Regions from separate parts of the Homo sapiens genome. Here all the other regions are linked to region 1. The links are chromatin loops, found by intact Hi-C in ENCODE. Cell type or tissue: heart right ventricle. All regions are shown on one strand. Region 1 has its middle 5.5 kb from the start of MYCNUT. Region 2 has its middle 110 kb from the start of MYCNUT. Region 3 has its middle 40 kb from the start of LINC01804.

Region 1 (8,000 bases):
ATGACATCTTCTTTCACCTCTATTCTTGTTCCTGGTAGTCATTCAATCACCCACAGATATATATTGAGAACCTACCTTATTGCAGAAGTTAAATTGTCAATAAGAATAAAAAGACTATAGTGTTGTTGGGAACATGGATACTTCAGCATTCACTTACAATACAGAGTCCCAAGCAGAAAAATTGGAAAAATACAGGCTGCCCTTGAGGTCAGAGCTGGAGAGAGTGGTGGGGAGCTGTCAGGCAAAGTCCACAAGCCTCCTCCCAGACCTCACTTCTCACCACTGGCCCCTTTCTCTCTGCCCCAGCCACTCTGAATGTCTTGCTTTTTTCTCTGCACTCCAGCTTTATTCCCACAGAGGTTTCGCACGTATTTCCCCCAACCTTGAACATCTGTGTCCCTCCCATTCTTCTTTGTATGACCAGCTCCCTTACTTCCGTGCTCCCTGCGTACCATACCCAAAACAGCACCCTGCCGCTCTCTAGTTCCTTCCCTGCCCCACTGTGCTTCAGAACACTTGCCATTAACATAAATTAGATATGTCATTTGTTGACATGTGCACTGTTTCTTGGCTGTCTCCCTACTAGAATATAGCACATCTTTCAGAATATAGTGGGCACTCAGTCAATCCTGAGCGAATGAATGAGTGAATGAAATGAATGAAGTGACCGCCAAGCTGAGTTGGATGAACAAGGTTCCTGGCTAAGGGAAGCACATTGAAAATGGAAAGAGTGGCACACTCAGGAGAGAAGTTCAATATGGAGGAAAGAGGAGCTGGAAAGTGTGAATGGACCCAAGAGAGAGAAGCAAGGGTCTTCTGAGCCATGCTAAGCTTTTTCCCAGGTCCCTGGGAAGCCGCTGAATGTTTAGGCAGAGAAACTGAGCCATGTACACTGCCTACAGCATAGAGAAAAGGTTGGAAGACAACAAGAGTGCAGACAACCAATTAAGACACAGACATCCGGATGAGAGAAAAAGAGGGCCCAAGCTACAGTCATGGCCGAGGGTCTAAGGAGAAGTAGATGGGTCCTAGAAATACTCAGTAGGGGCCTAGCATGGTGGCTCACACCTATAATCCTAACACTTTGAAAGGCTGAGGCAGGCAGATTGCCTGAGCTCAGGAGTTCAAGACCAGCCTGGACAACATGGTGAAAACCCATCTGTACTAAAAATACAAAAATTTAGCTGGGCGTGGTGGTGAGCACATGTAATCCCAGCTACTCGGGAGGCTGAGGCAGGAGATTCACTTGAACCTGGGAGGTGGAGGTTGCAGTGAGCTGAGATCATGCTACTGCACTATAGCCTGGGCAACAGAGTGAGACTCCGTCTCAAAAAAATAATAATAAAATAAAATAAAAAAGAAAAATAAATATGAAGTAGGTAGAATTATCAGAACTCAAAGGATTGAAAGCCCGTGTGGAATGGCTCACAGGCTGCATGCCACCTTTGATAGTGAGTTCCGTGAAGGCGGGCATTTGTCCGTTCTGAGTCTCCCATGGCTGGTATACTACCTGCTGAATGCATGTCTCGCACTTCTGTTACTTCCCACTCCTTCGATGTGACATAGCCACCTGCACTAAGTGTTTGAGAGCAGGGATTAAAGGGGAGAGAGAGCCTTCTATTTTGGTCTTGTCATTAAACCAGCTGCCTCAAATTATTTTTAGAAAAAGGACAGGTAAAAATAAACGTATAGGACTAGTCACATGTCTATGCAGGAATAATCACACATCTTTGAGAAGGGGAAAGCAGATGTAAGATTTATTTTCAAATAGTAAGGGCCAGCATTTTACAGCTGCAATATCCTTTATTCCTCAGAACAATCTCTCTGGTGTTCGGATTACTAGCTCCATTTTACAAAAGAGAAAGCTGAGGCTATGACAAGCTAAGTAACTTACCCAAGGTCATCCAGCTAGAGACCCAGGATTCACACCCAGCCCTTCTAACTCCAAAGCCTGGTTTCCCTCCACTAGAGTACAATGCTCCTCCCAGATTTCTGAAGTAGACACCGTGGGACGTAGGGGACAAGAAGAACAGTGGATTTAGAGAAGGCCTTACCCTGGAAGTCTCTGCCCTGGTATTTATTTCCAGCACTTTGTGTTCTTTGAGGTTCTGTGATAAAGGTGAGCTCTAGAATGCTCTCTCTGTCCAATCCCATCCTTTCCTTGGCCTATCCTAGCCCTGAAGGAAAGCTCCCATAGAAGGCACTGCCAAGTCCTCCTGTTTCTGTGCGAATGGGAAGCACACCGGCCACCCATGGCTTCCTTGGGGCAGAGAACTGAGAGCTCCAGACTAAGAGGCAGCCCCTTTTCTGGGCATGAACTGCCTGTCCTGCTAGTAGAAATTCCAAACTTGGGACTGACAGTGGCTCTCTCAAGTTCACTGAGAGTGCTGGACCTTTCTGAGAAGCAGGTCCGGTGTCATACTTAGACGGCATACCCTGTGGCTGCAGGCAGCACCACTGCCTCCATGCCCACCCTGCAGCCTAAATGGGTCAATCATACTTAAAAATGCTTCAAATGCATTTATTGAGTTCTTTCTATTCACTAGACTCTATGATAGATGGGAAGCCCTTGAGTTTTTTAAAACTGAACTCCTTTATCATGGGTTGGGTTCCTCACTGACTTGATCAGATTGGTTAATCTAGTAGAGCCCCATTTTCCCTCTGAGACAAATGGAATAATTTTAACATGCATCTAATCTTTATCATCCTTATAAGCATGCAAAGTAATATCTGCACAGTACTTGGCCCATAACAGGCAGTGAATGGTGGTTGTTATTATTATTAATAACTACCAACACATTGGCCACATAGTAGGTGCTCAATAAAAATGTAAGGATTGGAAATTAGGCTCAAAGTGTTCGCTTTAATTCCCCATTTGAATTCCACCCAGAGCAGGGAAGATATGGGAGAAGAAAGGGGAAACCCAACATATTTGGTGTTTGGAAACATGACATCCAAAAATGTCTGTTTTCTTTTCTTTCTTTTTCTTTTTCTTTTTTTTTTTTTTTTTGAGATAGGGTCTTGCTCTGTGGCCCAGGCTGGAGTGCATGGCACAATCTCAGCTTGCTGCAACCTCTGCCGCCCTACAGGCACATGTTACCATGCCTGGCTAATTTTTGTATTTTTAGTAGAGTTGCGGTTTTGGGATGTTGGCCAGGCTAGTGTTGAACTCCTGACCTCAAGTGATCCTTCCTCAGCCTCCCAAAGTGTTGGGATTACAGACGTAAGCCATTGTGCCTGGCCCCAAAAATGTCTGTTTTCTTTCTTTTTTTCTTTTCTTTTCTTTTTTTTTTTTTTTTTGAGACTGAGTCTCACTCTGTCACCCACGCTGGAATGCAGTGGCGCGATCTTGGCTTACTGCAACCTCTGCCTCCTGGGTTCAAGTGATTCTCCTACCTCAGCTCCCCGAGTAGCTGGGATTATAGGCATGCACCACCACGCCTGGCTAATTTTGTATTTTTAGTAGAGACGTGGTTTCTCCATGTTGGTCAGGCTGGTCTCGAACTCCTGACCTCAGGTGATCCGTCTGCCTCAGCTTCCCAAAGTACCGGGATCATAGGTGTGAGCCACTGCACCCAGCCTAAAAATGTGTGTTTTCAAGTCACAACTATTTTCTTTCCTGCAGCTGTCAGGGGATAGAATTACTTAGGAACTGTGGCCAGCTTTTTGAGAGATGAGTTGGTGGAGGAAAGACCTACTTAGATGAAAAAGATAACACACCAGACGAATGGTCCCTCCAGTGCTTATGTCATCTGGCAGAGCCCCCTAAGTTAGGAGGAATTTCCCTTGTACCTGACAATAACATTTTTTCAAAATAAAATATGTTGAGGCTGAGAATTTTATCTTGGCTGAGCTTTGTACCATTAACTCAAGATTAAATGCATCCTGTCCAAATTCTTTTGCTACTTGAAATGGGTCTCAGGCTCGTGGTCTCCAGATGTTGATTCTATATGTGTCCCAAGAAAAGAAGCTAATTGCTCTTTGCGGTAGAAGCATGGAAGTGGGGCTGTGGTGGCTGTCCCGGTGCACTCCTTACGCCCCACTGCAGAGCCAAGGCAGGACTCCCCCAGCCACTGCAGCTTTGCCTGCTGAAGTGCAGAAGGTTGGCGGAGGTTCAGCTGGCTCCCTCCCTTCACACTATGTTTAGCTGAAAGCAGCTGCCATGCGGCCCCTCCAGTGAGGTATCCCAGTCTCACAGTTGACTGATGTGGGGGAACAAAAGCCTAGCCCTTCAGTGCTTCAGTTTGGGACAAAGTGCCACCCCAGCTCCAGAGCTCTCAGCCCTATGAGACTGGCGGAGGCTGTTGCTGTGAGGGCTTCAGAATTGAACTTCTGGCCACACTTACTTTCTGTCTTTTTTCTTTCTTTTTTTTTCGAGACAGAGCCTCGCTCTGTCGCCCAGGCTGGAGTGCAGTGGCGCCATCTCGGCTCACTGTGAACTCCGCCTCCCGGGTTCAAGCGATTCTCCTGCCTCAGCCTCCCAGGTAGCTGGGATTACAGGTGCATGCCACCATGCCTGGCTAGTTTTTGTACTTTTAGTAGACATGGAGCTTCTCCATGTTGGCCAGGCTGGTCTCGAACTCCTGACCTTAAGTGATCCACTCGCCTCAGCCTCCCAAAGTGGTGGGATTACAGGCATGAGCCACCACACCTGGCATATGTTTACTTTCTTCACTCCTCTGCAGGGAATAATTCAGAGGATGTTCCCTATAAACTTACCGCACGTGCATCTCCGGCTCAGAGATGTTGGTGCCAGGAAGGGTTTGAGGAAGCAGACTGTGTATGGGATTTTGAAGTTTGATCACTCATCAGCCAGTTGACCACGAGGACCCCATCCCTTGTGGCAGTGGAGCACTGATTCCCCCAGGCATGCTTTGCAATTGGTAAAACTTCCATGATACACTTGGGTGGAACAGCTATGGAAAGGAATGGACAGGAGGTGCAAGACTTCAGGAGTTTGAAAGGCTGGTGAGGAGGGGCGAACAATGGAGTGAGATGGCTGTTGCTGAGAACCATCAATGCATTTGAGAAAGGCAGTGGAAGGCTGAGAGTGATTAATCACGAAGGTAAAGTGTGACAGCCATAGGACCTCGTTGGTAGCATATAAAGAGGCCATCATCTCTCACAACTGGAGGGCGGAAAAGGCTGAGTATCAGACCCGAGATTGAATTTATAAGAGTTGTGGCACCCCAGAGATGGTCAAATTCTCAACCCTATGCAGTCGGTGATGCCAAGGTCAGGGTCCTTGTGCCAGTGCTGTGAGACTGCAGCACAGTTCAGTGCCTCCCTCCCTCTGCCTAGCCTCGCTGCCTTCACTCCTCACAAGAGCACCCCCACAAGAATCTTCCTGTACCCTAATCTCAATTTCAGAATCAGCTTCTCAAGAACCCCACGTTGGACAGGGCAGACGACCGTACCAACGAGGAGTCATCAGTTCCCCGCCAGCAGGGCTCAGTGTGGGTTTCGATGACTTTTTTAGTTTCGCCTCAGTCTTTGCAGTTACTATTCTCTGCACCTGAAACACTGTTTCTGGTCTTTCCACAGCTCTTCACTCAGGGTTCAGCTCAAATACTGCTTCCTCGAGAACATTCCTTGACCACTTATCCTGAAGTATTCCATGTCATGCCTGCTCAGTTTCGGTATTTCACATGACCCTGTTTTATTTGCTTCACAGCCCTGACAAGCATTTGCAACTATTTGCTCATTTATTTGTTTATTTTACTTTCCATCCCTCCCCCTGGAGGTAAGTTTCATGAAGTCCCAGGCCAGTGTTTAGTGTTGTGCTTGGGAGCTATATAAATATTTTTGAAGGCAAAATAAATAAAAAAATAAAAATTAAAGAAGGAAAAGGAAGGATGGAGAGAAGAAAGGAAAAAGGGGAGAGTACTGGGTTCAAATTCTGACTTTGGGTGGGTCATGGTGGCACACACCTGTAATCCCAGCTACTCAGGAGGCTGAAACAGGAGTATTGTTTGAACCCCGGAGGTGGAGGTTGCAGTGAGCCGAGATTGTGCCACTGTACACCAGCTTGGGTGACAGACCAGGCTCCATCTCAAAATAATAATAATAATAATTCTGACTTTGGTGAACCTGGAAAGATTCTTTGACTTCTCTCACCTTTTGATGCCTTCTATGGGGATCAAAAGGGGATACAAATTCTTTTTGAAATTCAGTGAGAGAATTTGGGCAGAGAGCCCATATTTTGCTTCTTCCCCTGGACACATCTAGAATGTTCTCTTTAGAATAGCACTCAAGTCTTTCTTTCTTCTTACTCACTTTGCCCTTCTTTCACCTCTTGCTTCTCATCTAAAGGGGAGATGTTCAGAAAACTGAAGTTACCAAACAGGAGATGTTTTTGAGAGATTATGTCGTAAGCATGAAAGGCAGCCTGTGAGTCAGAGCAGGAATCTTACCCCAGGCTTCGCTGTTTTGTGTGTTTATACTTATTATTGTTATTGTGTGTGTAGGAGGGGCCGCAGGGGCCTAACCTTACAGTAGTCAGCGGGCACCGGTTCTCCGGAAGCCCAGCTGCTGTCCTGGAATGACTCCTTGGCGGTTTCCCAGGGGAAGGCTGCTTCTTCCAACGCTGTGTGCCAGGAACCTGGCCAGCGGCTCCCGTCTCTGGGATTTTCCATCTTGGTTCCTATCTTCTTTTCAGTCTTGTCCTCCACTTTCTTGAGAATTAGCAATGGGATGGGTTTTGTTCACCTGCATTTATTCACTCATTTATTTTATTCTTTATGAAAGTAATAAATGGTCTTGGAAAGACCCAGGACCAGTACAAATTAAACCGGGGGAAAATAAAGAGTTGAAATCACTGTTTTAATTTGTAGTCATGCTCTCCCAGGACTTTTCCCATACAGTTTCTTAAATTTAGTTTTATCATGTCTAAGGGATATTTACAAATAGTTGAAAAACCAGAGAGTGTTGGCTTTTGACAACAACCAGCAATCTAAGGCCCCAGACTTCCCTCCGGATTCCCACTCCCTAGAGGCAATGGTGATTATTCCCTTCAGCTGTCTCTGCTACTTACCTCCCTCAGTCTAAATACTATGCTTACATTACCATTTCCTCATCTACTACTTTTAGGTTTTTGCGTTTTGACTTCTAGGTGTGGTGGGTGAGATTTTACACGTCTTCCTCTTGCCCTAACAGCTCAGCCTTACACCAATTCCCACTCCATCTTCCCAGATATATTCTATCAATTTGGCTAAACCATCATTACTCACATTTTCATGACTATATTAATATATTTGGAATAGAGCCATTTTTTTGTCCATTACATTTCTTGTCTTATAGAACTTTTTTTGCTTTCTTTGCAATTAATAATTGCCTCATGTTGTTTACTAAGCTTTCTGTGTATCTATCTCTAATTCACCCCCCACCTCTTCAGTAGAACTGTATTTCCTCAGTATTTTTATTTATTTATTTATTTATTTATTTATTTATTTATTTATTTTGCGACAGAGTCTCACTCATTCAGGCTGGAGTACAGTGGCACAATCTTGGCTCACTGCAACCTCTGCCTCCCAGGTTTGAGCGATTCTCCTGTCTCAGCCTCCTGAGTAGCTGGGATTACAGGCATGTGGCACCACACCCGGCTAATTTTTGCATTTTTAATAGAGATGGGGTTTCACCATGTTGGCCAGGCTGGTCTCGAATTCCTGACCTCAAGTGATCCGCCTGCCTCAGCCTCCCAAAGTACTGGGATTACAGGTGAGCCACCCCACCCAGCCTCCTCAGTATTGTAATGAGTGTGCCTTCAAACACAAAAGCCAGCTATGTCTTCCATTTGTTCCTTGGAAATGTCCTCCCTGGAGCACCCCATCCTCCTTCTCCAAACTGGAGCGACTGCTCTCTCATGCCCAGCTGGGCTCTAGGCCTCCTCTCCAACAACTCCAGAAGCATTCTCATGTAAGGGATTTTTTTACTCTTTTTTTTACTCTTTTTATCTTTAACAGCTTATTGAGGTATAATTAACAGACAGCAAACCTCACATG
Region 2 (8,000 bases), 100 kb after region 1:
GATTTTCTGCATAATTGATGGGGATATCAACATAATCACTCTGGATTCATTAACAGGTCTTGAAAACTAGTTTTAACACTTGCAACACACTAAAAAAATAAAATATAATATAATAAAGCAGGAAAGATAATCCTCCTGGAAGGAATTCATTTCAATGCCCCACAAACGGGCCTGCACAGATAACAGTTCCCTTGGAAAACTGCATGTCTCACTCAGCAATGTTTACGTCTGCCCCACGCCACCGCACAGGATGAATCCACACCCCCCCCCCCACCCGGTTTGATGTTGAGCTGCCAAGGCTTTCTGTCTGGGGTGCTCAGAGAGCTGCTCCTCCAAGACAGTCCGACTATACCCAGGACTGGGGCAGGGAATGAAAGGCCGGCTGCAGAGGAGATGGCTCACTTCAGGAGAAGCAGCGGGCAGATCTCCAGGTTCTGGAGATGGGGAGCTGAACTCTGAGCTGCCATGCACTTGCTGAGTGATCTCTGGCCTCAGTTTCCTCCTCTATGAAATGAGTCAAGTTCAATACCCACTTCTTGAAATTATACATGTGAAATGCTTAGCACATGGTCAGTGCTTACAGAAATGGCCTATTATTATTCTGTGCAGATACCTTCCCTTCCCAGGAAGAGCTCCCAGGCATTGGAAAAGCAGAGCATTAAGTGCTCTGTAGGAGAACCTGGAAATAGAAGCGGCACCACACAAAGGAGAGGTGACTGCTTCTCTCTGGAAGGGAGGGAGTTCGCTGAGATGGCTCCACTCAGATGGGACTTTGAGGATAGACTAGAGGAAGTGGGAGGACATTCCAGGCAGAAGGACTGGTTTGTACAAAGGCTCAGAGGGAGGAAACCGCAGGGCCAGTATGGAGACCTGCTGTGAGGTCAGCAGAGCTGGTGCATGAGGAGCAAAGGGTGGGGTGAGGCTCATTCCTTGAGACAAGAGAGGAAGGCTGGGTCTTGCCCTGCATGGTACCCAAAGGTGATGTCCACAGGAGTGCTTCACCTGCTCTGCAGAGCAGGGCCTGGCCTCTGCAAGGGAGTCCTCCTGGGAGCCCCAGAGCCTGGGAGCTGGCAAGAGCACTGAGCTGTGGCGAAAGCCCACCCCCATCCCCACCCCCACTGCCCCTCATGGTCTGAGGAGTCGGCCTGGCTTTACAGTTGCCCAAGAAACAAGTCTAGTTGCCCAGGTTAGAGGTCTGGCTCTATGGCAAAGCAAACAGAAGTTGCAAAACACCCAAGTGCTTGGAATGCTGGTTGCAGGGCCCCGGGGGAGCACTTGGGAACCAGTGGTTGCAAATGTAGATGGGGATGCTGGAGACAAAGATGGGGAAGGCCTTGAGTGTGGCCCCAAAGGGAATTGGCGACAAATTCAGACAGAAAACTATGAACCAGGTCTCCTAGGTTCTGGGACAGTGCTTTTTCAGTTGCAGTTTGCTACCTCTCAGCCAGCGCCATTGTGCTGCCCAGCTCCAGGGCGCCATGCTTCCAATAGACCATGTGAAGAGCAGACCTGGAGTTGTGCAGGGCACAGCTTGCATGGCCATACACAGCAGCCCCACACCCGGCATCCAGCTGTCCAGATGGTTAGAGCTTGACCCTTCTCCAGGGAGTGATTCTGACATTGTGTGGACACAGAACCTGATGCCAACAGCCATCCACAGGAGCTCAGAACTCATTTAGTCCAGGGTCAGTAACTATGGTGCATATATGAAGCCTTTGCTCCACCCTAACCAGTCCATGGCTGGGTAATCAATGCAAATGTTCCTGCTGATCCAGGAACCCACCAATTCTTCTCAAAACAGTGTCCAGCATGGCCATTGCTAATTCCTCATTTGAAATGTATTCATATTTATTCAGTGCCAGGCTCTACTCTCAGTGCCACTTGGAGTTGTCCTCAACGCAGTACGTAAGTTCTGATCTGTCAGCTCAGTGTCCACATGAGAAGTCTGCTGGTTAGTGGATCCCCATCTGCAGACTCCAATTCTCTTTTCCATCCAACATGATGCCTTTCAACCTCCCTATTCTTTCAACACTGCAGCTAAACTGTAGGCAGCAGAGAAATCTCAACCCTAAGAGAGACTTTGCTTTTCTCAAGTTTCTTGTCATTTGCACCTCAAAGGCCACAAAAACTAGCCAAATCCTCCCTGCCAGTCCAGATTCCCTTATCATTTACAAACAAATTTGCATGTGGTGGCTCAGCCAGCAGTCGCAGAGCCTAAATCTGAGCCAGGTCCTTGTCCACAGCCTGTTGTCTCTGGCCACGCCCTACTGCCTTTCCAGGCTGACTGAGAAACTGCAGCCCTGTGCTCATCACGCTGCCATTCATCTCGGATTTGTCAACGTGGATTTCAATTTTAAGCTTTTTCCTTCAAAATATCCTGCTTGCATTTGGCATTGGCTTCTGCAACTGTGCAGTTTGAGAACAATATGAAAATCAGCATTTCATCAAGCTGTAACGCTTGTTAAATGAGATCTTGAAGTCCCTAGAATTATTCTTCCAGAATCGAGTGGAACAAAAGATGCCTGAATTTTAAACATTCAGTTTGAAAAAAAAAAAAAAGAACTGAAATGTGTACACGTCCTTGAATTTCTAAAAACTAAGCCCAAGCAGGGACAGTTGGGGGATTTTCCATCCTGTGAGATTTTCGTAGTGGAATTAACCTCATTACAAGAGCGCAGTGAGTGTGGGGCGGGGAGGAAAGGGGGGTGAAGGTGGGGCTCCTGGTGTGTGGCTCTGGACAGACATCTCTCCTTCTCTGGGTCCACATTTTCCATCAGTCCTATGAGGGATGGACCAGGTGCCCTCTCTGTTTCCTCCCACCTGTGACTGTCGGTGCATGTGGCCTCCAATTCATCACAATTTGCACTTGAGACAAAGTGATCTGTCTATCCCGAGTGCACCCTCTCTGCATTCATCACAGCTTCTCCTCCTTCCAGAAATTCAGTCTCATGTTCATCTGCAGGGATACCCCAGGAGTAGCTTGATAATCATCAAGAGCATTCAGCCCAAACCACAACTACCCATCCCAGGCCTATGGAGGGAGACCTCCATGCCCCAAGGGAGGCTGGAAGCCTTAAAACCTCTCTAGGCTGGGTGTGGTGGCTTACAACTATAATCCCAGATACTCAGGAGGCTGAGGAGGGAGGATCACTTGAGCCCGGGAGGTTGATGCTGCAGTGAGCTATGATGGCGCCACTGCACTCCAGCCTGGACAACAGCAAGACCGTGCCTCTAAGAAAAAAAAAAAGAAACAACTACCTCTCCAGCCCACTGCCCCACAGGAATGCGAGGCATCTCCTGGCCTGCCTCCTTCCAGCGGAGGAGGGCCTGCAGGAGGCACAGGCAGCCCATCCAGCCCCTCCAGAGAATCCACGCCTGAGATCAGGGACCTGCTTCCTGGGTGGATCTCAGCCAACTAAGTCAAGGGCGGCTGGACAGTCCATGACTCTACCATATAGACCTAAAAGAAATGTGACTCCGGAGAAGTCATTTCCCAGGAAAATGCATTGAAACTTCCCCTTCCCCCCCACCAGGCTCCTCCTCCGAGGGCATATGGGAGAAAGGAGTGAGGAAAGAAGGGAAGGCCACAGACCTGTCCAGTACCCTAGTGGGAGGTGTCCTGAGACCTTGAATAACCTCCTGTCTTCCCAGGTACCCTCCACCATTATTTGGCAGAATCTGATGATGTGTTCATACCCTAAGCCTTCTCCAGCTCTTTGGAAAACAATTCACGGTTTGATCTCTTCTGCAGACATTTTTTCCCTGGCCTCCTGCTCTGTTCCAGATGTAGGGCCCTGAACTGAAGGCAAAGGCCTTGAGAACAGTGGCCCATGCCCCGGGGAGCTCTCTGTTCCCCCCTCACACCCTCCATCAAGGGCAGAGTCCCAGCCAAGCTTCGGGGCCAGTACATTCTTATCTTGGAAACTTGTAATGTGCTCTCAGGCTCAAAGACTAGCTGGGGTGGGTGGTGGGGGTGCTGGACCCACAGCAGCTATAGACTGACAGGGAAACAATGCCCGACACCGGGCCCTTCCCACATGCCCTGCTGAGGACCGACCTGAGTTTCTGAGGCGCCTCTGCCGGGCCCTGTGTGGAGGGAGGAGGCAGAGAATGGGTGACGGGACCCTGGACAAGCCAAAGCGGTGAGTGGGGCTCACACTGGAACAGGCAGAATTGGTCACTGGGGGGAGTGAGGGGATGGGGAGAGACTGGAATCATATTATTAAAAAGGGATTTCCAGAAGCTTTGCCAAGCATGAAGAATGCAGACTCCCTTCAGACACGGAAGGCAAGATTCTATTGCTTGTAAATTATTGTGGATGCTGGACTGGTGTTTGTGGAGCAGAGACCGGGTCTCAAGGCAGCTTAGCCTTGGTTATATTCAGTCCTAGGCTCTAGGTATAACTAGACGCATCTTATTCTCCCCAACCCGTCACCTGCCACGATGAGCCTCTTAGGGGCAGACTTCGCGTCTTGCTCTGTCTCTGATGCGTCCTCGCCACCGAGGCCCCACGCATGTGTTTTGAGGGAGCATAGGCTGAGAGAAGAGGCCAAGGGAGGGGCTGCAGCCAGGCAGGCTCTGCGAGCTCTTCTCCCGATCATTTCCGTCTTCTCACTGGCCCATAGGTGTCTAACCCCCTAGCACATGCTAGAGCTCTGTCTTAAGAGATGACTTGGAAAGACAGATGGGGAGGGAGGAGATGGGGAACCCAGTAGGCACTGATATGACTGTCCCAAACTCCTCAACACTGGCCCTCGGTGGGGCTGAGCCACGAGGAGCAAGAGGGCAAGAGGGCAAGAGGAAAGAGGAGGGCAGGAGGCAGGAGGTGAAGGAGAGAGGAAGACCGGGGAAGAGGAGAGGGAATGTCACACGCAGAGAGGAGGAAGAGGAGAGGCGGAGGGATGAGGAAGGCCCAGGAGAGGCAGAATGAGGCAGAAGGCACGGCCCAGGGCCCCGCTCCTTATTTCATTGGCCAAATACGCAAGAGCTTTCAACACGGCTGCTACTTGAGGCAGCATTTCCTCCAACTCTCTTTCTTGTTTTGAGGCAGAGACCAGGCTGTCTCCCCACCCACCTCATCAGCATTCCAGGTGATCTGTAAGAGGAGGCCGCTGGGAGGACCCTGGGTGGGACAGGACTCCCAGGTGACTCCCACCGCCTCCTGCGGGGTACCCACTAGCTTCCCTCTCTCTGGTTAGGAGACAGCTGGAGCCGCGTTCTGAGGAGGGCTGGAGGCCCACTTCTCCAACAAAGCAGCGATTTCCCCTAGCACCATCTAGCCTCCTCCCCAAAGTCCTCGGGGAAGGGCAATTTGTGGAAACGGAGCTGCTGGGTAATAGATTTCTCTGTCAACATGATGACTGAAAGAAAGGGCGAAGTAATTAGCAGTAATGCACTTCAATTACGGCTCCGCCTCCCATCCCCCACCCAACCCCAGCTCCCTTCCCCATTTAATTTTCATCTAAAACAAAACAGTTGCCACAGACCCAAAGCTAAAAACAGAAATCCCTTTCAGCTCCCGGCAAATTAGCAGGAATGTCTTATTATGGAAGCGGTGGGCGAACTTATTCCAGAGCAATACAGGAAGCAGGACTCCCGGCCGGTATCCCTTGCCTTGCAACCCCACTCTCAATGCTCCCAGCAATTAACCTTGTCCCTCCAGGCCCCAGATCACCCTCCCCTCACAGGCCTGGCTCAGCCTCTTTCAAAGCCCTTGCCTGAGGAATTCTGTCAAAAATCAGTAGCACCTTAGAGGAGGCCCGAGGTCAGGGGACTTCCTTGCTACACAGGAAGGCGTGTTCTATCAGAAAAGGGAAATGTTCTCAGACCCTCAGATCTTGGGCGACTAAAAATAAACTAATAGGCCTTAAATTAACTTTTTCTTTCTTTTCCCCGACCTCCTAGCCCCTACTTTCCACCAAGACTTTTCAACTTGAAGGAAAAGCATTTATTATCTGAGAGTGACACACAGGAAATTAGACTTATAAATTGTGCTTAAAATGTTATAGTTTCCAACTTTCTTTAATGCTAATCTTAATGCTAATAGGTTGTGAGATATGTGTTTTGACTTGAGAGATTCTTTTTTTCTTTTCTAATTAATTCTCGGCTACACCACATGAAACATTTGTGGTGGAGGAGTTCCAGGAGTTTGCACGCAGTTGGAGAGAGGGACTCCTGTCGGAGCTCAAAACGGCCATTTTCCTATAGAAGCTTCCAGAAAAATCCTTCTTGGCTAGTGTAAATTTAGTCCATCCGGAAAGCCAAAGCACTCGCTCGCCATTGGAAAATGCAAAATAAAGGATTTGTGTTATCCTGGCGTTCCGATCCCCAGGTTACCTCTACAGCCTGATATTCCACAGTTCTCTAAGGGTCCTTTCTGTTCAGTTAGAAAACCGCCTGCCCGATGTTTCCCAAGCGCACCAGGCTCGCCCACCACATCAGCGCCGCTCCCCCTGCTGGAATCCCATCGCGGCTTCTTGGCTTCCACGTGGGTTCTTACAACCGCGGTCGTGCTGAGCTTGTGCTGCACTGGCTCCCCGCTGTGCTTCAGCATAGCTGTTAGTGAGGAGGGTTCATACTTGCGGTCGGAAACACTCTCCCAAGGGCAGGACTGATACGTCTGGTCCGACAGCCACCCCTAGTCCTGCCATGGGAAGGCGGCCTCGTGGCTGGAGGGAGTGGAAAGGCTTCTAGGCCTCATTAGGTTCGCACTGTTCACCATGGCTGGAGAGGACGGTGACGTGTGGGAGGAGTGTGTTCCCATGGTTTTCCAGGTGAGCTCAAAGACCTTCTGTGAGGTTGGGTTTATGGACTGGGGAGCCAGACTGAGCCCTCACAGCTGACACGGAAAAAAAAAATGGGGGGGGGGCGGGTAGCATTCTCTTATCTTCAGAAATGAAAAGAAAATACATGAACTCTACCCGTGGGAGAGGTTGGCAAATTCTTCCCTAAGCCACTTCCCTCTCCTGCCAGGCACACGGTTACACTCTCTTTCCCAGCCTCCCTTACAGGACGTAAGTTCTCTCCCAGCTATAGTCATGGGACTGAGCCTGTCCCGTAGAACATGAGGAAACAGGATGTATGTCACCAGCAGCCCCGGCCCATGAAGCCTCCTGTGTGGCCCAATGCTCTTTCTCTTCCCTCAGCTCCCCTGCCTCGCCTGGTGGAGGTGGAGGACCCCGTGGAGCACTCCAAGGCCCTAGAGGAGGGCAGAGCCTCTAGACCAGTGGCCTCCGACTGGGGACCATCTTGCCACCCAGGGAACGTTGGCGATGTCTGGAGACGTTTTTCGGTGTCACAACTAAGGGGTGTGTGTGTTACTGGCATCTAGTGTGTAGAGGCCAGGATGCTCTAGATCAGCAGTCCCAACCTTTTCAGCACCAGGGACCAGTTTTGTGGAAGGCAATTTTTCCACCGACTAGGGGTGGGTGGGGGTGGGGATGGTGGTAGGGGGATGGTTTCTGGATGAAACTGTTCCACCTCAGATCATCGGACATTCATTAGATTCTCATAATTATCACACAGTCTACATCCCTCACATGCACAGTTCACAATAGGGTTATCGGTCCTAGGAGAATCTAATGCCGCCACTGATCTGAGAGGAGGCAGAGCTCAGGCGGTAATGCTCACCCACCACTCACCTGCTGCTGTGTGGCCTGGTTCCTAACAGGCCCCAAATCGGTACCAGCCTGCGGCCTGGGGGTTGAGAACCCCTGCTCTAGACAACCTAGAGCACAGGACAGCCCCCACAACAAAGAATTACCTGGTTCCCAAGTGTCACCATGCCATGGCTGAGAGCCTCTACTCTAAATAGAAGGACCGTGGGTCTCTGAATAACTGTGTGGTTCTCTGCCAAGCTGCACTGCACTGTGATAGAAGCAAGAAATAGATCTTATCAGTGAAGCCCCTGAGACCCAGGGGTAGTTTGTTAGAGGAGTCAGTGTGCTGTGAGTACCCTGCTCCCTGACAGTAAATGTACAACGCTGAAACAGAGGCATGTT
Region 3 (8,000 bases), 180 kb after region 1:
TCATGTCTAGCCCAGGGTCTGACACATGGCAAATGCTCAGTAATGCTTGTGGCACTGTGACAATGAGCTTTCTGAGCCAGAAAGGGGCTCTCTGAGCTGATGGGGAATGATCAGAGAGTAACTAGACTGCTCCTCAGGGATGATAAACATGTAAAAGCCACCAGCAACTTCTTTCCCAGCCATGTGCAAGAAGCCCAGCTTCTTGCTGGTCAGAGGTTTCTTCACCAAGGGCTCAGACTGGAAACAGGCTAAGGTCATGCTTGGGACCTGGACGGAGTTGTCGCCTCCTGCTTGTGGGGAGAAGCTGCGATCCAACACCCAGCCATTGCTGTAGAGTAATTTCCCTCCACCTTCTGGGAAATGAAAAAGCAGCCAGATGCATGCTTTAAAAATAAACCATGCAAGAGAAAGAAGAATATCATGTGTTTGCTTCCCAAGCTGGTTTGAAATATTTGAAACGCAGAGAGACTCAAATCTGTCAGGAATCAGCAGAGCTCTGAGGTTTGTTTCAACATTTGGAGTGAGAAACAAAGGGATTAGAATCTGTTCTTTAAAGCTTCTATGCAGCATTTGGGATTGCCATAACAATAGGCATGTTTTGCCCTCAAAAGAGAAAGTCAGACCACGCTCCATGTACAATAACAGGATCGCTAATTTGGACCCCGCCAGCAAAATATTTGAAATCACTCAGACAAGGCTCTTCAATCATTTACTTCACAATGATTATGAAGACAGGGTTTGTTCTGTGGCCAAGTGAAAAGAGGTTTTTTAAAACACATATAGCTGCGTGGTTTATATCAACCAATCTGGTGCCAGACGGCCTGAGTCTGGGCCCCGGCTCCCCCACTCATAACTATGTGACCTTGGACAAGTGACTTAACCCCATCGGACCTCTGCAAGCCTCTCTGAAGATTAAATAAGCAAATATTTGCAGAGCATGAAGTCTGACTCATAGTAAGTGCTATGAAAGTGTTTGTAAAATAATAAATTATGTTAAAATGAAGGGTGGAGAATCTTCAGCATGTTTGATGTTTTTTCTTGCTTTAACTGGACTCCTTCCATTTCGGTCTTATCAAATCATTACGATAGATGCCTAAAGAATCTCTCAAGTCTAAGAAGAAGGTGTTATGAATTAAGTCTATAGCTCAAACTTTTTTCCTCCCTGTCTTCCCTGTTGATAAAATTTGGGGAGGGAATCTCTAATTTTTAAAATGTAGGTTTTTCAGAGTCCAGACATAAAGGTTCCAATCGAGCAAGTTTTATCATCAGACAAGTTTGGGAACCACTAACTCAAATGGAATTCCTTCCCAGTTAGTAGGAATAATTGGGTTTGGTTGTCTCTGCTTTTTTCAGTGCCAGGATTTCGTTTCTCTTTCTCTCATCCAAGCGTCCAATACGAAAAGAAATTGGACTTTTATGCCCCAAAACTTCCCCTAGGGATGCAAGGCAGGAGGCCCAGGAGAGGTTAGATCATAGAGCTTTTATTTCAAACGGGAGCTCCATTCAAATAAAACCGCACACCGGCCGGGCGCGGTGGCTCATGCCTGTAATCCCAGCATTTTGGGAGGCCAAGGCGGGCAGATCACAAGGTCAGGAGCTTGAGACCACCCTGGCTAATATGGTGAAACCCCATCTCTACTAAAAACACAAAAAAATTAGCCGGGCGTGGTGGCACATGCCTGTAGTCCCAGCTACTCGGGAGGCTGAGGCAGGAGAATTGCTTGAACCCAGGAGGCGGAGGTTGCGGTGAGCCAAGATCGCACTCCAGCCTGGATGACTGAGCCAGACGCCATCTCAAAAACAATAACAACAACAAAAACCTCACACCATTGCAGCTGCACCTAAGTGAGGCTTCAAGTCAGCCCAAGTAGTTATATCAGAAGGAATGGGGGAAAGATGTTGATAAGCTCAGGTAAGATGCCTCAGAAGCTTTTGAGTTTTTAATTTTTTTAAATCTAAGACATTCCTTAAAGGAAGATGCATATTTGGGTCATAGTGGGTTGGAAAAGATGAAGAAAGATCTTTTGGATTTTGAAGCCCTGGCTTGTACCAGGGAGAGGGAGAGGCCAGCCTCAAGAGATACACTGGGCTCGTTTGGAGACACAGGGCCCGGCCCCACCCCATCTCTAGAACCCTCACCATGATAAGTTCCCATCTGTAAAGTGGAGGTGATGATAATGCCAGTCTCACTATGATTCAACACCAGTGGGGGCTGCAGATGCTGGAAGTTTCAAATCGTATTGGGAATGACATCACACAGATGGCTCCTGGAACCAGGCCACGTGGATAAGCCGCCCAAATGGACAGGCAGTAGTGATCTTCCTCTGGCATAATGAGAAAGGGGCTCAGTGATGGGAAGGTAATTTAGTCCCTGGACCAGCTGAGCTGGGCTGGTAGAAACCTTCCTTCCTCTTTGGAAACTGGAAGTGAGAGGCAGGCAGCTGGTAGGTCTCCCAAGAGGCGTGAAACCTAGTAGAGTGGGTTATTTATGCAAATTACAGAGAAACCCCATGTTATAAGATTACGTCTCCTGAGCTGTTTCTTTTCTGTCCTTGTTGGAGAAGCTGAGATGGACTCAATTCAGTTTCTTCATTCATTCATCCATCCATTCATTCCCTCTCCAACACAATACCTGCTATGTAACAGATATTGTGCAGGGAAACAGAAATAAATCTGACCCTAATTCTGGATCTCCAGAGATCTAATGGAGGGAACCCAGCTTAAGCTTAAACCTGTGATTCAGGACAATAAAGTGAAAGGTGTCTGTTGGTGGAGGGCCTTACAGTACTCCGGGGGCTGCAGGGAAAGAGACAGGGAAGGTTGTCTGAAGCAAGGGGCAACTAAACTAGGTTGATAAACAGGGAAAAGCAGAGGAAGGAGGTTCCAGTCTGAGAAAATACATTGATCAAAGGCAAAGGGCTGTGAGGGTCAGGGGTCAGAATACAAAGCTCTAGTGCTGGAGGGGAGTGCCTAGAATTTAGGGAGCACCTGCTAAGGGGAAGCCCAAACACTTCCCAGAACTCCACCTTGGAAGTGACAGCTTCCAAAATCTGCTTCCCCAAATGGCAAAGAAGCACTAAGGCTAATGTTAGCTTCTCCATGTAATCTCCTAGTCCTTGGCACGCTCCTCCATCCTGCCACTTGCGCCTAGCAGAGGGCTGCCTAGAGTGAGCACTCAGTGACGACAGAGAAAGGAACACACATAAAATTCTGCAAAACTCAAATGCAAGAATAAGTGTGAAATGCATTATAAACCGTAAGGAGCTGTAGAACTGTGAGAAATTGTCACCAATAACGATTGCGTTTCTATCCAACTGCTTTGCAGGGGCTGGCACTCCAGAGATGAGGAACAGCCCTGTCCTCAGGGAACCCAGAAGAGTCAACCAGGGATCCCGGGGCTGCCTGGCCAATGCTCTGACAAGATGAAAGGTTCTTGGAAGAGGTGAAACCTGTGCTAACTCCAAGGGCCCACAGGAGTCAGGCAGGTGAGGAACTGGGGTATGGTGTCCCAGACTGGGAACAATCCCAGCAGGTAACAGAAGGCTGATGGCCCAAGAAGGACATGGGTAAGACAGGCTGGAGGGGCATCCACCAGAGGTGATAGCCTGAGGGGCATCACTTGGATTTCAGTCTCAAGGCAAGCTCAAGTGCTGGGAGAGAACATGGCCACTTTTGTGTTTTGCAGCAGAGCTTATCTAGGGGGACACACGTATGCCATGAAATTAATCCCTTCAGCCCTTGAGGCAGTGGGAGAGTTGGGCAGCTCCTACAGTTGCTGCTGGGTTGCTTCCCCCAGACCACCTTGGAGAAGCATGGGATCAGGGCAATCCCTCCAGCAGCTGGGAAGCAGGAGGCTGTGCTACCCGGGGCCATGGCTCACACCTTGGCACCAAGGAGGTGCCACTAAATACAGATGATGTGAATAATACTGGGATGATTGTGAGCAGCTCCTATGCAACCCCCAGAGGAGGCTTACCCGACCCTGATGCTCAGCACAGTCTTCACAGGACTTTTCAACTCTGCCTTGCTGCATTCCTGATTGCATTTCTTTCCTATGCCCAGATCCGCCCATCTCAGAAGGGCTGCAGAGCCTGGGTTCCTGTGGACCCACCACCCTCCTCACAGGTCAGACTCTGTGGCTTCATCCCAGCTGCTGACCCACTGCCAAACCGCAGCAGCCGGCATCTGCCCCAGGGCTGGACAAGCAGCCTGGCTCTGTGCCCAGCCTGCACAGCTGGGAAAGAATGAGTCAGCAGTGTCTTGTCTCCTTGGCCTTACGCTAAGCATGACCTATTACAAGGAAGTAAATAACTGGGGAATGGTCCCAGCAGGGAACTCCCTGAAACCTCAGGGTCTCAGGAATGGGACAAATCTTAGAGGTCTTTTGCACAAATGCTCTTCATGCACTACAGGAGCTCAGCCTATGGAGCCACACTGCCTGGTGTCAAAGCCCTGTGGGACCCTGAGCAAGTTAATAACCCTCTGTTCCTCTGTCAAATGAGGATAATAATAGTATTTACCTAATAGGGTCGTTATGAAAATTGAGTTAATTGGCGTAAAGTGTACACAGCATATAGTAACAACTAACAAGTGTTAGCTATTACTATTGTTATCGTTATGTGAAGCGATCCCTTCTCTGGCATCTCTTATGATTAAGCCCTCATACAAGTGCTTCCAGAGACATGAAGGTCATTACCACGAGAGGCAAACTCTAAGCTGTCTTTCTCTTGGCCTGTACAAAACACAACTGTTACCTCTCATCCTGACGGATATTCACAGTAGATCTCCTCTTCCTGGTATGCCCACCTCCACTCTAGGATGAGACCCTCACTTCCTTCCGAAGTTTTTCAAAGGGAATACTTGTTGTCTCTTTGCCCCCCTTGGCCCCTTCTTCTCGTGATATGCTAATTTGTCCACTCTTCCTCTGAACAACTGAAAACAATGTTCCAGGAGTGGGCAGACCAGCACAAATAGAATAAGAGCATCATCTTTCTTGTTCTAGGCACTGAATCTCTAGCAATCCAGCCTGAAGTCACATTAGCTAACTGACTGCCCCCATACACAGCTGGCCCATAAAATCTCGGTTAATTTGGCTGGGCATGGTGGCTCACGCCTATAATCCCAGCATTTTGGGAGGCTGAGGCAGGTGGATCACCTGAGTCAGGAGTTTGAGACCAGCCTGGCCAACATAGTGAAACCACATTTCTCCTTAAAAAAAATAAAACAAAATTGAGGTTAATTTTAGTTAGAACCTTCTAGGGTCCTTCTCTCATACCCTTGTGCTTGCCATATATCCCCATCACCCCCTGCCAATCTGAGCTAGTTGGTTCAGCTTTTTTGACTCCAAGACAAGACTTCACACTCAATGCTTTAACTTTCATTGTGTCTGCTCTGGCCTGACTTTCATAAAAAGTCACCACCATGATGTCAGCTGTGAGTGTCATTGGTCCATTCTTGTCCAAGCAATCGATTGCAGCTACCCTGACCCAGCTCCTGTGTCCCTTTCCTGAGTCCTTTACACCTTAGCGGTAAGGTGATGGGCACGAGAAGGACTCAGTCCATCTGCAGGTGGAGTCAGCAGATCCCTTCTGCCTTCCAGTCACAGACCTGAAAACCAAACGCTGAGATCGCCCAAAGTTCATGGAGCCACCAATATCCAGAAACAGATGAAAATGTTTAGGAGGCAAGAGGCAGGCCTGGAAGAACCCGAGGACGCCACCTGGGCCCTAGTCCCACTTGGACACTGGCTCTGGGTGTGACCTTGGGTGAGAAACATCCCCTCTAGGCCTCACCCTCCTTATCTATTGAACTTGATAATTCAGGCCATCTCACCCGCAAAGTTCATCACCCCTTCAAATAACTCTGTCACCCACAGTACTTTATTGCACCCCCCTGCTCCATGGGTTAGGACACAAGGAGGTCCTTTCTTTCCGTATCCCACAGGTACATTTAAAGGCTCACCATATGATTATCTAGTCATGGTTCAGACTAAGGAGCTATATTGTAACTACTTTTCCTGCATGTTAACTTTTCCTGAACATAAATCTTGTCTCCGCAGCGAATCCCCCAGGAGTGGGGAGTCTTCCTCCCTACCCCTCTCCCCCTGCCTTCTTTTCCCCATCTGACGTACCATCTGTGTGTTTATTGTTGGTTTTCTCCTCTTGAATGTAACAGAAGCAGCCAGGTTTCATTAATCCCCATATTCTTCTAAACTATAGCTCCAAACTGAGGGTGTGACATTGAGGAAGGGCTCTGCAAATATTTGTTCATCACTAGTTGATTGATGTCATTTGGATTTTCTTAAGCCCACATCTCTAATGCACTGGCAGAATTCGATGAATTCTACTGCAGAAAGGGGAAGGAAGCCTGGTGTATCCAAGACAGAGTCATTCATGCTAGACCAGGATGAACCCAGGAGGTCTCCCAGGGTGGGGCTGGATTTCCTCCTCCGCACCCACCTGGAGGGACGCTAACTCATTCCTGCACAGGCCACCAGCTATGACCATCACAAAGGCTCAGTCTATGCTCCAGAGCGCTGCTCGGACAAGTGTTTTCAGCAGGCATTCAATGACACCATGTGACTGTGTTAGTGACTCCAACCACAGGAGGCTCATCTCCATCTCTTTTGTCCTCTGTTCAGAGCTGCCCAGAAATCCTTTATCAGGATTCGGCATCCTCCAATATGATGGACCAGAGCTGAGTCTCAAGAAGGGGAAGTTCCCAGAGAGCAATAGATGGCACAGTTTTAAAGCAATGGTTGACATACTTATATTTTCAAAATATCTGTGGTGTTTGGAATATGTAATAAAAGATACACCTGTTTTCTTTTGCACAAGTTTGTCCAACCCAAGGCCCAGCGGCCCAGGACAGCTTTGAATGCAGCCCAACACAAATTCATAAACTTTCTTAAAACATTATGAGATTTTTTGCAATTTTTTTAGCTCCTCAGCTATCGTTAGTGTTAGTGTATTTTATGTGTGGCCCAAGACAATTCTTCTTCCAACGTGGCCCAGGGAAACCAAAAGAGAGCCCTGCTTTACAGGTCTCAAGTGTAGACTCTCAGTGTGAGCCCGCTGGCCTCCCTGTGTGTTGTTTGTTCCCTTCCCAGGGCCTTCAGCACCTGGGATGCTTTTCCTTCATGCAGCCACCTGGCTTCTACCCTCACAAGGGTTGAAGGTTTCCACTCAAAAGTCACCTTAGTAGAGAGGTTGTCCACATCACACTCTATGCGACAACAGTCCCCCTCTGGCTCTGAGAGGGTCACTGTCCCTCTCCTTCTTTTCCCTGTGTGACATACCATCTGTGTGTTTATTGTTGGTTTTCTTCTCTTGAATGTGAACTCCAAGACAGCAGAGATTTTTTTTTTTTTTGAGACATAGTCTCGTTCTGTCACCAGGCTGGAGTGCAGTGGTGATCTCGGCTCACTGCAGCCTCCGACTCCCAGGTTCAAACAATTCTCCTGCCTCAGCCTCCCAAGTAGCTGGGATTACAGGCACGTGCCACCACAGCCGGCTAATTTTTGTATTTTTAGTAGAGACGGGGTTTCACTGTGTTGGCCAGGATGGTCTCGATCTCCTGACCTCATGATCCGCCCACCTCGGCCTCCCAGAGTGCTGGGATTACAGGCATGAGCCACCACACCCGGTGACAGCAGATTTTTGTCAGTGTTCACTTCCATGGTGTCCCATGCTGAGATCAGTGCCTGACTAAGAACAGGCACTCAACACACAGGTGTCCCATGAGTGACTTAATAGGGAAATATCTGGGGACCTGGGACACTGAAATAAGGCATTACAGGACTTAATCTCAAAGCTTTGACCTACCTGACAGTGAGACCCGGGGCCTCAGGCTGTCTATCTTGAGAAACATGAAAATTGCACCTGTCCACTGTGGCCCGAGAATAATAAGATGATTCAATAAGACAAAATGTTTAAAAAGGCTTTGCAAACTTATAGCCCACTGCAGAGAAAAAAAAAATGGTACTGTTGCAATGATCCAAG

What was found. Hi-C counts contacts between places; a loop is a spot of excess contacts. Peaks named below come from ENCODE experiments on the same cell type or tissue, not always from the same donor. Only the 100,000 strongest peaks of a DNase experiment are listed, where the experiment ranks them.
Region 2: it touches region 1 in a loop (2.1-fold over the local background); 3 of 110 quality-filtered maps call a loop at or near these places.
Region 3: a loop joins it to region 1, with 2.1 times the contacts of the local background. A loop is called at or near these places in 7 of 110 quality-filtered maps.

Annotation. Positions count from the first base shown.
Region 1 is chr2:15,910,878-15,918,877 of GRCh38, reverse strand. No RefSeq gene overlaps it. Among named protein-coding and RNA genes, the nearest start is that of MYCNUT, 5.5 kb to the left of the region's middle. In heart right ventricle, no CTCF peak of the experiment used is centred here; DNase peaks (open chromatin) are centred at 4,117 and 6,547; H3K4me3 peaks cover 327 bases; H3K27ac peaks cover 978 bases.
Region 2 is chr2:15,806,877-15,814,876 of GRCh38, reverse strand. No RefSeq gene overlaps it. Among named protein-coding and RNA genes, the nearest start is that of MYCNUT, 110 kb to the left of the region's middle. RefSeq lists enhancers at 3,439-4,166, 4,895-5,622. In heart right ventricle, no CTCF peak of the experiment used is centred here; a DNase peak (open chromatin) is centred at 3,935.
Region 3 is chr2:15,726,869-15,734,868 of GRCh38, reverse strand. No RefSeq gene overlaps it. Among named protein-coding and RNA genes, the nearest start is that of LINC01804, 40 kb to the right of the region's middle. RefSeq lists a silencer at 2,523-2,582. In heart right ventricle, no CTCF peak of the experiment used is centred here; a DNase peak (open chromatin) is centred at 4,188; H3K27ac peaks cover 1,493 bases.